3 separate regions of the Mus musculus genome follow, and all the other regions are linked to region 3. A link is a contact called in ENCODE POLR2A ChIA-PET data. All regions are on one chromosome and are shown on one strand. The core of a region is the stretch at or near the end of the contact, and the rest is flanking DNA. Distances in the headings are between cores, read along the strand shown.

Region 1 (4,295 bases), core at 1,618-4,117, 170 kb before region 3:
GGTCTGTGCTGTGCAGTCACTCCGTCGCAAAAAGAAAACACCAACACATGCCAGCAAGGGGCACTCAGGTCATGACAGCAAGTGAGGAGGTAGGCAGAGCCTACAGAGTGTCTGCCCAACAATAACAGGGCCCCGAGTTTGGTCTGCACTTCAAAGTAGTGAGCCACAAACACAACAGACACAGGACAAGTATACTATGCTATCTATCCAGCACAGGAAGGGCCTGGGACATTTATATCCACAGAGGCCACAGGACTATTGGTGGCTGAAGAGAAGCTGAGGGTGCAGGGACTCGGGATGCTAGGATATTACTTGGTATTAATGATGTTGGCCCAAAAGGCCACTGTGCTGCCAGCTTTCCAGGGATAAATGCAAGCTCCATGACCCTGCTTCAATAAAGCTGGGAGAGGACCTCCATTGGCCAACAGGAGGAGCTCAACCTACTGGGTGGGGGGTCCAGCCTCCTTGGACCCCCTGAACAAAGGCTGTGTGACCCATTTACCTCAAAGGACAAATAAGGAAAATCAATGTTTCTTGGTGGCAGAGGGCCCTGGGTATGCAAGGAAGGAGTTTCTCTCCACTTTCCAATTCTGTTCACTTTCTCCCCACAGATGCAGGTCCTCCGAATACAGGATTGAAGGCGCTCCCTCCCTTCCTTGTGATGAGAGGCCACAGGTGGGTGGCAGCTCATGGCTCAATCTATGATTTCAACTGGCGGAGCAGGGCACACCCATGTGAGCACACGCACAGCCTGAGTCTGCTCTGCACATTAGCTAGAGCTAAAAGACCTTGAGATGAAGCAGGCCACTTCCACTCGTCTCCCCAACTGCGCCATCACAGCCCTTCTCCAGGTCCATGAGGCCCAAAGGAAACAAGGAAGGTCTACCCAGTGGGGAGACTAACAGGAGGACTAGCTTGCAGGGCCACCTCACTCCTCCAGGCAATCTGCCCTCTCCCCACCTCCTTACACTAAAGGTAAACAGCTAGAAACAACAAGCTGGCACACCTGATCCGCATCGCAACAGGAGCTGAGTCAGCCCTCTCCTTCTATTCGGGCTGAAAATGAGCCCAAGTGGGTGGTCTACCCACAGGCATGACTCAACCAGCCAGCTTGAAGGCCCTCCCAGAATGCGGTCTGAGATCACTGCTGAAGACTGGTGGTGGCTCCCTAGCCCTAAGTACAGATGGACTACAAGAACACCTGTGGCTCTAGCCTGCAGCTCCCCCCCCTCCCCGAGAGAATACAGGAAAACAAAGCCAAGAGGTGCCTGACACCAAGCCAGCCATAGAGAGGGAGAGCATTTGATGGGGAGGCAGAGGGGGCCTGGCCCTGGCCCAACCTGAAATGCCTACATCGGCAGCCTATCATTCAAAACAAAAGCCCCTCCCCAAGGCACAGTCACCCATGTGGTACCCATTGTGGGTAAGGAACAAAATTCAAACCCAACTTTTCCAAGCAGAGCCTAGGAGTTACATAACACCGGTTTCAGCAACAGGCAACCCAGAAGGAAAAACAAACCGGCAGTCACCTCTCCATCCACAAAGTGGGCTATTTCCACTTGAGGCGACAAAACCCTGGCTCTGCTCCAGGGAACCCCTAACCCAAACTTGAACTTGAACCCTGGCTGGAGGGGGTGGTGGATGAAGTGGCAAAAGGGTGAGATGGGGTGGTTGGACTAGCCAAACAGGTGACCCTGGAGGGCAATGTGGGTCCGTCCAGAGGATAGCAACTGTGGACAGGTCACCTTAGACATACCTAGGAGGGGAGTGAGGGAAGCTCTGGCTTAAGCCTTGAGCCGAGCAGATCCTGCGCTACAGGAGGGACACTAATGCAGGTCACTGCCCAGCCTAGCAGGGTGGAGGAAAAAAGGACAGGTGGCAAGTAGCTGGGACAAGAGGCTGGGAATCAGAGAAGATGGTAGGTAGCTGGGTGGGCCAGAGCAGCAAGGACTAGGGCAGGTAGCAGGAACCTGAGTCAGGTGGCAATGACTGTGGCAGGTAGACCTGGAAGAGGTAGTTGGAATAGGGTGGAAGCAGAGATCTGGGAAAAGGGCAAGTAACGGGAACCAGATCTGGTAATAAGGTACCAGAGACCTAGGGCAGGTGGCGGGTACCTGGGCAGTTTAAACAAGAATCCAGGGTGGGTAACTGGAGCTGGCCAATAGGGACTTAATGTTTAAGGAGCCAGAGCAGGAAGCAGTTACCCAGGCTTGTTAACTGGACCTGAAGCCGGTAGCTCGGACCAGCGCCGTCTAACTGGGACCTGGCTCAGGTTCACAGGGGCCCAAGGCTGGTTAACTGGGATCTAGCGCCGCAGCTCCCGCGCCCGCCCGGCTTCCGGCGCCGCCATGCGCCGCTCAACTCACTTGTGCGTCGAGCTGGCCGGCCGCGCCGCCTGCGCCCGCTCCGCCCGGGCCTCCCGCGCCGCCGGGGCCGCCGGGGGGCGTCTGCGTCTGGCTGGGAAGGGTGAAGTCGGTGAATTCGAACTCGGAGCCCTGGGTGTCGGCGCCGAGCAGCTCGGCCTCCTCAGTGTCCAAGAAGGTGAGTGTTTGCGAGCTGGGGCCGTACGCCTCCACACTCATCCTGCCGCCCGGGCCGCGCCTTCAGCGGGCGCCTCACCGCACTCGAGCCCGAGGCTTCGGCTAGGCCTAGGCCGTAATCCGGAGTAGCCGCTGCCGCCGCCCTGAGAGCCGGGCGGGCTCCGAGTCGGCCTCCGAAAGCAGAGCCGGGCCGCCGGTTCTGAGCTCTGAGTTGCCGCCGCCGCCGCCGCCGCCGCCGCCGCCGCCGCCGCCGCCGCGCCCCTCCGTAACGCTGCTCGCCTCAAAGCCGACCGCCGCTCTCAGACCCCTGGACAGGAACCGCCGTCGCCGCCACCGCTGCGGTGCGCGTGCGCGAGCCGGACGCCGGCACAGATGCGCGTGCGCGAGTCCGACGCCGGCGCAGGCGCGCGCGTTCCTCCCGGAAAGTAGCCAACCGCACCGGAGCACTGGGAGCTAAGCGGGAGGGCGGAACTCGCCGTGCGCCTGCGCGAAGAGGCGGGCCTTCAACCGCCTAAAGGACCTGGGCTCGCGAACTTGGCCCCGCCCCAACTGCTGCCTAGCGGTGCGCATGCGCGCATGCGACGTCCTCACCTCCGGGCTTCAGGGCTGGATGTTCGTTAGGTGCTGATTGAGGCTCTCTCCAGAAGGTTTTGGGTGTGGAGCCTGTGGCACGGGGACCACGCACCTGCACTCCTTGAACCTTAGTTACCCCGTCTGTCACTTGGCTCGTGGCCATTCTCAGTATTCATCGATTGAATAAATGAGTAGGGAGCGGGGACTCTGCCAAATGGTAGTCACTGCTACCCCGAGCACTCCTGAAGCCTGTGAAGATAAATGCTTCTTTTGTCTTGCGATCAAGTCGCACTGGTCCGAGCTAGCCTGGGAATCGCTGAGAAGGGGTCAGGTCCCCTAGAACTAGTTATGAATGGATGTGAGCTCCTCTTGTAAGCGCTGGGTGCACAACTCTGAGCCATTTCTCCGGCCTGTTTTGGTTTTGATTGAGGGTCTCACACTGTAACCATGGTTGGTTTGGAATTCGGGGGAATCCTCCTGCCTCAAAGTGCCTGGTGGTGGGGTGACAGGTGTACATGCAATGTTGACCACGGAACTAAGGGCTCTTGTGTGCTAGGCAGAAGCTACCAACTGATGAGCATCCACAGCCAGCTGCGAGACTTAGAGAAACACTCCTCCCTGGGTTTCCTTCCCACTCTTCAGTGGAGGAAGTGTAAGTGTTGCAGCTCTGAAGGGAAAGGCATTCCCCCCACAGAAGTGTATCTGCTCTGCTTGGGCAGGGGGAGGGGTGGAGGTGGTTCCCCAAAGTGTTTCAGCTGTGCTCCAAAAGATCCTGGCAATTGGGAGCCAAGAAATAGAACAAAGTCACAGCACACAACAAACCTAACACGAGATTTATTGCGAGGGAAAAACCCAGGAGGGTGGCTGCCTCTGCTTGGGTGGATCTCCCAGTAAGGACACTCCTTAAAATCCAAGCACTCAGGAGTCGAAGGCAGGGAGATCTCTGTAACTCTGAGGCCAGCCTTGTCTACAGAGCGAAGTTCAGGACACCCAACATTACATCATCTCAAAACACACAAAAACAGATGCTGAGTGTAGAGGCGCAGTCTCCCAGGACTCTGGAGATGGAGACAGAGCAAGGATTCAAGGTCATCCTAAGTTGTATAGCAAGTTTGAGGCCAGCCTGAGGTATATTAGAACTTGGCTAAAAAACACAATGAAACAAACAAAAACAGATAAGTA
Region 2 (4,611 bases), core at 1,804-4,303, 130 kb after region 3:
AGAAAAGAGGGAGGTGCTAAAGCAGCTGGGACTTCTGAGGTCTGCAGCACGGGGAGGGTGACAGGCTGGTGGTGGGGGACGTGGGAGTCTCGGGTGAGAAGAGAGAACCCTTAAATCACACAGCTAATGGGCTAAAATTAATCCTGGTCTGCTGCCGTCCCAGCCAGTTATTACCAAAGAATCAAACGTCTGTTTCTCTCCACTCAATTGTTCCCTAGTCTGTCTGTCTGAATGTCCCATCTGGCAAGGAAATACAAGTTAGTAGAGTCACTTCTTGGATGGCACTCTGGGAAGAGCCACCCCCTGAGGTTCTCAGTGAAGAGACTGAGTCCCTGCCCAGGGCGCCTGCTCCCCAGCCACAGGGAACCCGCCGGAACACACTCCACCTTTCTTTTCTTTTCTTTTGTTTTTGTTTTGTTTTGTTTGTTTGTTTGTTTGTTTTTCGAGACAGGATTTCTCTGTGTAGCCCTGGCTGTCCTGGAACTCACTCTGTAGGCCAGGCTGGCCTCTGCCTCCCAAGTGCTGGGATTAAAGGTGTGTTCCACCATACCAGGTCAATTGAAAAGGTTTTCAGCTACTGCTCAGGAGGCTGAGGCAGGAGGATCATGAGCTTGGGCTATATAGAATTACATCTTGGGTTTAAAAAAAAAAAAAGTCAAGGTTAAAATTCACTGTTAAATTGTATTAAGTACTTGGAAAGATACTCAGCTCCTGGCGAGGCTCCTCCCCCAGATCAGAGTTACCTGGACAGCGATCCAGCTGGCATTCACAGTATGCTCCCCAAAAGGGCCGAATCCTGAAAACAGGAAAAGAGAAGTTATTCTCTCTTCTTACCTGAGTTCTGAAATCTCATCCCCAGACACACCCCTATTCTAGCTTCTTATCCAGTCCTTCCTGGTATGCCCCAGCTATGGGCTGTGGCCTCAACTTGCTGAGTCCTGGGGTGACAGGCACAGGCTTCCTTGTCCCAATTGGGTCCTCACACCTGGGAGGACCTAGTTAGCCTCTCTCTTCAATGCTCTGTTCTCCAGCCAAAATCCAACTACTCTATCACTGTCTGGGTGGGGCTGTGGACCACCACTACTTTAAGATTAGCTCACAGAGACTGGGAGGGGGGTGTCTCCAGGACAGGCTGGGTGGACACCAGACTGCTTCTGCTTTTGGTCAGTTCAACCTTCAACCTCCAGGTCCTATCTCTGACCAAGACAGACCTCCAAGGCCTTGTGGCATTTGGCTCCATTCCCTCTGAAGTCAGGGTTTCCAGGGCCTAACTGTCATGAGCAAGAAGTGACGCAGAGAGGGGGCTGACTCTACCAGGTCACACAGCAGGAGTGGGAAGAGGCTGGGATTTATCCCATATGGGTAACTCGGCCTCCTTCTCTAGCCACTGGGTTGCCAAGAAAAGTTAAATTGAGAAAAACAAAAACCAGCCCACTGGCCTCTGGGTGCCATGGTGCAGACCCAGACTCCAAGACTGTTTCAGGCCAGTCCAGGCTACATGAGACCCTGCTTCAAAATAAATAAATACAGCTGGAAAGATACCTCAGTCAGTTGCCACACAGGGCCCGAGTTCAGCTCTCCAGCACCATATACCGGAGGTGAGGAGGCACAAACTTGTATTCCCAGGGCTGAGGAAGCAGAGACAGGCAGTCTGGGGCGCTATGGCCAGTTAGTCTAGCCTAACTGGCAAGCTCTAGAGCAGGGGTTCTCAGCCTTCCTAATGCTGCCATCCTCTCTTTCTTTCTCTCTTTTGCTACTTCATAACTGTAATTTTGCTATTGTTATGAATCATAATATAAAAATCTGTGTTTCCCCACAATCTGAGGTGACCCTTGTGAAAGGGTCAATTGGCCCACAAAGGGGTCGTGACTCACAGGTTGAAAAATGCTACCTCTGAATGCGTCCTAAATTGAGACACTTTCTCAAAACAGAGGTGGATGGAGCCTGAGTAATGACACCCAAGGTTAACCTCTACACACACACACACACACACACACACACACACACACACACATCTAAGAACCTGGGTTAGTGTAACTCAGGTGGTAAGAGCCTGCTGCCAGTGTTAAGAGGTTAAGAGAGAGCCACCATACCTCAGGACAGCAGGTAGAGGACACATCTTGGGGCATCTCATCATGGTGGCACATGCTGCTCACCCTATCATTTGGAAGTTTGAAGCTAAATCATCACCCTGGGTTTGTAGCCAGCCTTGGTCACAGAGTTAAGTTCCAGGTCAGCAGGATAGTGCAACAGAATGAGACTCTATCTTAATAAACCAACCAACCAAATAAACACCCCCACCCCCAGAATGCTCCAATGGATCAGGGACACTGTCGTTCACACTTGTACTGCAGGGAACAGCAGGGAGAAAGTCCCAACCTTTCTCAGTTATAAAACACCTGTAGGAGTGGGAGTTTTTCCTGGCTCACTCCCTGTGGCCTCTCAGGGCAGAGGCTAACCCGAGTGCCCTCCTCCAAGGCCTGGAAATAAGAACAGTTGGCTTCCGGGGGTGCTGGTGACAGTAGGAGCTGGTCTCTAGAGTCCCTGGGTCATTCCGGGGTCAGGTTGACTCCAGGCCCAACACCTGCCCCAAACCGGGTTGCAGGCCCCTCCAACAATACAAGGTGCCAGGAGCAGAAGCTGAGCGGATCGTATGTCACTGGGACTTTTCCTGGCCGTAAACCCGCCTTTGTCCCCGGGGTCAGCGGGTGGGGACATGCCAGAGCTCTGAAGAGGCAGGGAGGGACTGCAGTACGCGAGGTGACCTGTCTGCACCCTAGTCCCCGCGCACTCCGAACTCCCGGCCGCGTGACCCCGGACTTTCCAGGTTACCAGGACCGAACGGTGCTATCGCGGGCGGCGACAACTGCAAACCTCTGGCAACCGCGAACACTTGCCCCGCCGCCCCGGTCCAGATGCACCTACCGGTTACCACTACCGCCTTCCGCGGCTGCTCCATGGTGGAATGCACTCTCTAGGATCCTGGCTGTAGGGACTGGAGCGGACACGGACCCCCGAGCCCCGCCCGGCCGCTCGGCCCCGCCCCCTAACGCTGGGCCTGCGCGGACACGCCCCGGACACGCCCCCGACCAGCTGTACGCTCCCCTGCGCGGCCCCCCGGGTTCCGCCGAGCCCCAAGCGCACCACTACACCCTGGACCCCAACGCCCGGGCCAGGCCATTCCTAGGCCACGCCTCCTAGAAACCACACCCCTAGCCAACCCCGCCCCCAGTCTTCCAAAGACCCTCCTCCAGGTCCTGTAAGGGACCCACCACGCCCCCAAGAATCACACGCCTGGAGCTTTCCAAACTCTCAGGTCGGGGTCACGCTCCAGCCAGGTCCCAAGCTCCCAAGACACTCCCAAACCCATCCTTAAAACAACTGGGCCCAGGTCATGTACCTCCGCCTACTCCCACGCAAGTGCAGATCCTTCCAATGCCCCTCGGCCAGGCCGCAGTCCACGTTCACACCCGCGACCCATGACATCCCTGGCTCAGGCCATGCTCTCTGAAACTTCTTCCTTCTAAAATCTACTCCGCCCTGAACCCACCTAGGGCAACGACCCCGACCCCCCTTCCCTTTATGCCACTGAAAACACTGAGCTGGGCATGCATACCGGGTCTCCATCTAGGCTCCGCCCCCAGTCTACCACCGCCAGGTTCCCTGTGGCCGCAGGGCTCACAAGGTACCTGGAGCCATGCCCCGCCCCAAGTATCGACCAGCCCAGGCCATCTCCCCTGGTCCCCCTGCCTGGCCACGCCTATTCGCTGCCAGGACCCTCCCCCTACTTGAATTTTAAACGTGCCTCCAACACGTAAGTGGGCAATGGGAGTGTGCTCCGCTCCAACCTTCTCAGTCTCAGTTTCTCTTCCTGTAAGACATAGGGCGGGGGAACAATTTGATTGTGTTCACTCATCACAGTTTACAAACAAGGACACCGAGGCATGGCTCTGAGGAAGACAGAAGTGTCACTTCAGCAGAAAGCTGAGGGAGGGGCGCAGGAGGAAGAGCTTTGACTCTCTGCCAACATGGCTAACTGGAATACTTCCTTTCCTTGGCTCCAGGTTGCACCTTATTACCCCAGAGCCTTTGCTCACCTGCACATCTAGCTGTTCACTGCCCAGACTTCCTCCTCCTGCAGTCCTTCTCCGACTGTCATCTCCTTTTAAGGACGCTGTTTTTCCATCCCCTACCTGGACATCGTTTAGGCTCATCTTAAGGAGGTCCCATTTTTCTAATGTTTCATATTTTTAAAAATCTTTTTTTTTTTTTTTTTTTTTTTTTGGTGTTTTCGAGACAGGGTTTCTCTGTATAGCCCTGGCTGTCCTGGAACTCACTTTGTAGACCAGGCTGGCCTCGAACTCAGAGATCTGCCTGCCTCTGCCTCCTGAGTGCTGGGATTAAAGGCATACGCTACCACGCTCGGCTTTAAAAAATCTTATTTGTTACTATGGTGTGTGTCACTTCAGCTGCTTTAGGGTTAGCCTGTCAAGGCAGCCTTTTGCTGAAGGCTGGTGTTTGACCTGGTGCCCAACCACCATTTGGGTACCTGGGACATCCCCTGCCTACCCTGTAATCCTCTATTGTGATTTCTGCAAAAACACCAGGAGA
Region 3 (4,756 bases), core at 1,440-3,939:
AGTCATCAAGTTCCTTTTCCTCTCTGTCCTTGACTCTCTGTCACCCCCCACCCACCCACCCACCCACCCACACCCAGCCCTAAGCAACTTGTGTCTTCTGTTTTCTGTTTAGAAAGCTTACTGATTCAGGTTGCTTACTGCTGTCTGTATGGCTGTGTAGAAGCCCCAAAGCCCACACTCCATCCTTAGATGTCTGAAAGACCCATACCAGACTGATGAAACTCAAATGTGAAAGCTGCTCAAGTTTTTCCACAGGACAACACATTTTCCTAAACTTCATCAGTTCTTTGCTTCCGTACAGCCCAGAGTGCTAGCACACACCTGGGAGCTCAGCTGCTGTTGAGGCTGTAGCAAGGACTATAACCACAAATATAAGGCTAACCTGGGCTACAGAGTGAGCTCAAAGCCAGGCTGGGGATTTCTGAGTTCAAGGCCAGCCTCGTGTATCTACAGAGTGAGTTTCAGGACAGCCAGGGCCACACAGAGAAACCCTGTCTTGAAAAACCAAACCAAAACAAACAATCAATCAAACAAACAAAAAAACAAAGCCAGACTGACTATGTATGTAGTGAGACTTTCCTACTTCAAAAAGAAAATAAAATGCCAGGTGGTAGTGGCGCATGCTTTTAATCCCAGTACTCGGGGAGGTAGGTGGACCTCTGTGAGTTCTAGACCAGCCTGGTCTACAGAGCTAGTTTCAGGGTGGCCAGAGCCACAGGAAGAAACTCTGTCTTGAAAAACAAAAACTAGGGCTGGTGAGATGGCTCAGTGGGGAGGAGCACTGACTGCTCTTCCAGAGGTCCTGAGTTCAAATCCCAGCAACCACATGGTAGCTCACAACCACCCATAATGAGATCTAATGCCCTCTTCTGGTGTGTCTGAAGACAGCTATAGTGTACTTATTTATAATAATAAATAAATCTTTGGGTTGGAGCAAGCGGGGTTGACCTGAGCAAGCAGAGGTCCTAAATTCAATTCCCAACAACCACATGAAGGCTCACAACCATCTGTACAGTGTACTGACAAACATAAAATAAATAAATCTTAAAAAAGAAAACAAAAGAGGAAGAAAAAGAAAATAGCTAAGAGATATAACTGTATGAATAGAGCAACAGAAAAAAGTTACACAGTGGGAGTAGAGCCAGGGCATGAGCACCTTACAGTCTTGAGCTCAATCTACAGCTCCAACATGGTAGGACAGAACTCATTTGTGCAAATTATCCTTTGGCATTCACTTGTGTACCAGGGAGGCGCATGTTCATTCATTCATATATATATTCCATATATAATATATAGTTTTCCTTGCATGTAAAGAGATATTGAGGTCTACACTGCTTAACTGAGCTTCTGCCTAGCATGTGCAAAGGTCCCAGATCCAATTTCAAGTACTACAAGAACCAAAGAACAACAACAAAAAACAAACCCCACTGGGTTTCAGATGTAGCCAGGTTCAAAGCCCTCAGAACTGGAACAAGCCCATGGTTTCTTTGATATCAAGTGAAAGAATTACAGGATCATTCTTGAAAGGTGACAGCTCGGGAGAGTAGATAAGGTCCTTCAAATGAGAGGCCCTGCTTTCTCCCTGACACCTTAGCACCTTCTGGCAGAGTCTGCATGGACAGCAGGCAGTTACTGAAAACCTTGTATCTCAGGTGACTGCCCTTCAGCTTTCAGCTACTGTTCTTTTAGACAGTGCAATGTAGCCAAGCCGGGTCGTGAACTTCTGATCCTCAGTGCCCCACTTGTCAAGTACTGAGACAACAGGCAAGCACCCTGTCTGGCTTCCTGACCCCGTCTGTACCTTCAAGGTAACTTAGTAAGCAGTCACACAAGACCCCAGAACCTTGGGGCTGGAGAGATGGATGGCTCAGTGGTTTAGAGCACTGACTGCTCTTCCAGAGGTCCTTAAATTCAATTCCCAGCAACCACATGGTGGCTCACAATCATCTGTAATGGGATCTGATGCCCTCTTCTGGTGTGTCTAAAGACAGTGACAGTGTACTAATAAAATTAAATCAATAATTCTTTAAGACTCCAGAACCTCACAAGCAAGCTAAACACTTTGCTGTCAGCTTGGGCTTCATGGTCAGACCCTGGCTAACTAAAATACAATATAAAACATGAAACAAAAGAGAATGCTATAATAAAATAGTTGAGACGGGTGTGGTAGCACACACCTTTAATCCCAGGAGCAGATAGAGGCAGTATGATCTCCATGAGTTTAAGGCCAGCCTGGTCTGGTAAACGTGCTGCGTCCAGGACAGCCAAGCCTACACAGAGAGGCTTGCTCACCACGCCCCAGGAAAAGAGAGGGGCAGGGGAAGGAGGACATGAAATAAAGTATTAAGTAAAATTATGAAATATTATTGTTTTCCAAAGAGCCCCGAAAATGACCGCGCATGAGCTACAGTGTTTCTTGTTTATTTCTACCTCGTATGTAAGCAGGAGGAAGCCTGCCCCAGCATGAACTCAAATCAGGGCGTGCTGCTATCCTCTCCCACTGTGCGCCCAGTGCGTTCCCATCTCCCACTCCCAACAGCCCCTCCACCTAGAGGCTAGAGCCCCTTTAAGAAACGGCCAGCGGAGCTTACCAGGAAGGAGGTGGTGTCGAGGGCGCGAGACGGACGTGTGCACAAGCCAATAAACACGGCAGACGCGGTGTGAACAGCCAATGGGTGCGCGGGGGCGGGGCTGCGTATCTGAAGCTGTTTCCCGAGGCGCGGCGGCCGCGGCTGGGGGCGGGGAGGGGGCACAGGACCCCGAGCGGGGTCCCCGAGCCGCAGGCACGTGTGACGGGGCGTAGCGAGGAGGCCGAGGCTCCCGGGGCCAAGGCCTCCCGAGGCTGCGGGAGGCTGGGCCTCCCGGGGCGGTAGTGTCGACCGGGCGCGGGGCGGCGTTGGGGTGCGGGGCGCGCGGGGCATTGTGGGGGCTCGGGGCGGGAGGGTCTCCGGTCGGGGCCGGATCCCGGAAGGAGCCCCGCAGGTGAGGGTCGCAGGGCAGGGACGCAGGGCTCCGGGGCTTCCTGGGGCTTAAGGAGAGGGCCTGATAGGACGTAGGGTTCTACAGCTGGGTTGGGGGCCTCCGCAGAGAGGCCTGGGGCCAGCGAGATGGTGCAAGAGTCCATATTGGTGTTCCCACTACTCTTTCGCTTTTATTTAATTTGAGACTGGGTCTCCAGTATTCTAAGCTAGTCTTCAAGTGGGTGTGTAGCTCAGGCTGGCCTTGAACTCCTGGCCTTCCTGTCCGAAGAGCTGGATGACAGGCGTGCCTTGCCACACCTGGTTTACAGGGGTGCTAATTCTAAAGCGTCGTGCTTGCTAGGAGAACGCTCTTCCAACGAATTACAATCCTAGCTTATGCTTTCAATTTCTTGAGTCAGGATTTCATGTAACTCATGAATTCCATGGCCTCGAATACCTGGTCATCCTTCCTCCACCTCCCGATTGCTGGAATGAAAGGCATTTGCTGATACATGGTTTCTGCAGCGTTGGGGTTAGAACCCCGGGTCTTGTGCTTGGTAGACAAGTGCCCTGTTGCCTGAGCTATCTCCCCAGTGCCCTACTACGATTAAAAGCTGGAAGCAGACTTGGTGATAGAGGCAGGTTGGAGCCATCGTCTCTGTTGTTGGGAGATTCAGCAAGAGACATTAAGTTTCTAGCACCAATCCTTTATTGCTGGATCCTTTAGCAGAGAAGGTGGCCAGAGTCAGGAACCTCTACTAAAAGTTCACCTTTTTCAAATGAATAAGTTATAAAACTTATAAAGATTGCTGTCCCAAGGCCTCAGTGACAGTCCCCACTGCCTCAATTACCCCAACACCCTTTTCTTGACATTCAGCTCAATAACTTTCGATCTTGACCCTCTTGTTAATTGGCTTGTTTTCTGACTTTGGCTAAGTGGCTTTGTCTTTTTTTTTTTTTTTTTTTTGGTGGTTTATCGAGACAGGGTTTCTCTGTATAGTCCTGGCTGTCCTGGAACTCACTTTGTAGACCTTGAACTCAGAAATCCACCTGCCTCTGCCTCCTGAGTGCTGGGATTAAAGGCGTGTGCCACCATGCCTGGCTGGGCTTTGTCTTTCTGTGCTTGTTGGATCTTTCCTGTGTAAGCTAGGGTTTCCCTACTTTCTGTGCTTATAAAGATTCCATAATAACAGCTAACCCAGCTGCAGTCTGTGGCTCAGCGTGTGAGGTCTGTGTTCCTTTCAACAAGCCAGGTTGGTAGGATGCCCAGCGAATATACGATGAATGAAAGGGAGCTACATGAGGGATGGCAGTTGGAGGGAGTTGGAGGGGCTGCCTAGATGGGGTTATCACTGTCACACTTGCCTGTCCCCTTAGGGCCAGTTCCTGATCCCAGCAGCATGGCGTCTTGGGCTGAGCCCTCTGAGCCTGCTGCCCTGCGACTTCCTGGGGCCCCACTGCTGGAGGGCTTTGAGGTGCTCGATGGGGTTGATGATGCAGAGGAGGAAGATGACCTAAGTGGGCTGCCACCACTAGAGGACATGGGACAGCCTACAGTGGAGGAGGCTGAGCAGCCTGGAGCCCTGGCTCGGGAGTTCCTGGCAGCCACAGAGCCTGAGCCAGCCCCAGCCCCAGCCCCGGAAGAGTGGCTGGACATTCTGGGTAAGTGTGCTGGGTTGGTTGGAGGCACTTTGACCCAAGGACTTCTGGTCTCTTGAGCTTAGTTTCCCCTTCTGTGTGGGTTGGGAGTGACATTAGGACATTAATGGCTGGTTTTTATTTGTTTATTTTGACAT

Evidence for each region. ChIA-PET counts read pairs that join two places held with the same protein, here RNA polymerase II (POLR2A).
Region 1: POLR2A ChIA-PET joins it to region 3 with 12 read pairs in Patski. The contact joins the promoter of Upf1 here to the promoter of Fkbp8 in region 3. POLR2A ChIA-PET finds 5 or more read pairs at or near these places in 3 of 5 experiments (Patski and embryonic stem cell).
Region 2: POLR2A ChIA-PET joins it to region 3 with 11 read pairs in embryonic stem cell. The contact joins the promoter of Pgpep1 here to the promoter of Fkbp8 in region 3. POLR2A ChIA-PET finds 5 or more read pairs at or near these places in 4 of 5 experiments (Patski and embryonic stem cell).

What each region holds. Positions count from the first base shown.
Region 1 is chr8:70,350,412-70,354,706 of GRCm38, forward strand. It overlaps Upf1 (UPF1 regulator of nonsense transcripts homolog (yeast)), which reads right to left and starts at 2,868. Exons shown (of 24, transcript NM_030680.3): 1 at 2,367-2,868. The coding sequence starts at 2,582.
Region 2 is chr8:70,656,685-70,661,295 of GRCm38, forward strand. Pgpep1 (pyroglutamyl-peptidase I) reads right to left here and starts at 3,054. Exons shown (of 5, transcript NM_023217.4): 1 at 2,926-3,054; 2 at 744-796. The coding sequence starts at 2,959.
Region 3 is chr8:70,525,054-70,529,809 of GRCm38, forward strand. Fkbp8 (FK506 binding protein 8) reads left to right here and starts at 2,690. Exons shown (of 9, transcript NM_001111066.1): 1 at 2,690-2,783; 2 at 4,338-4,622. The coding sequence starts at 4,361.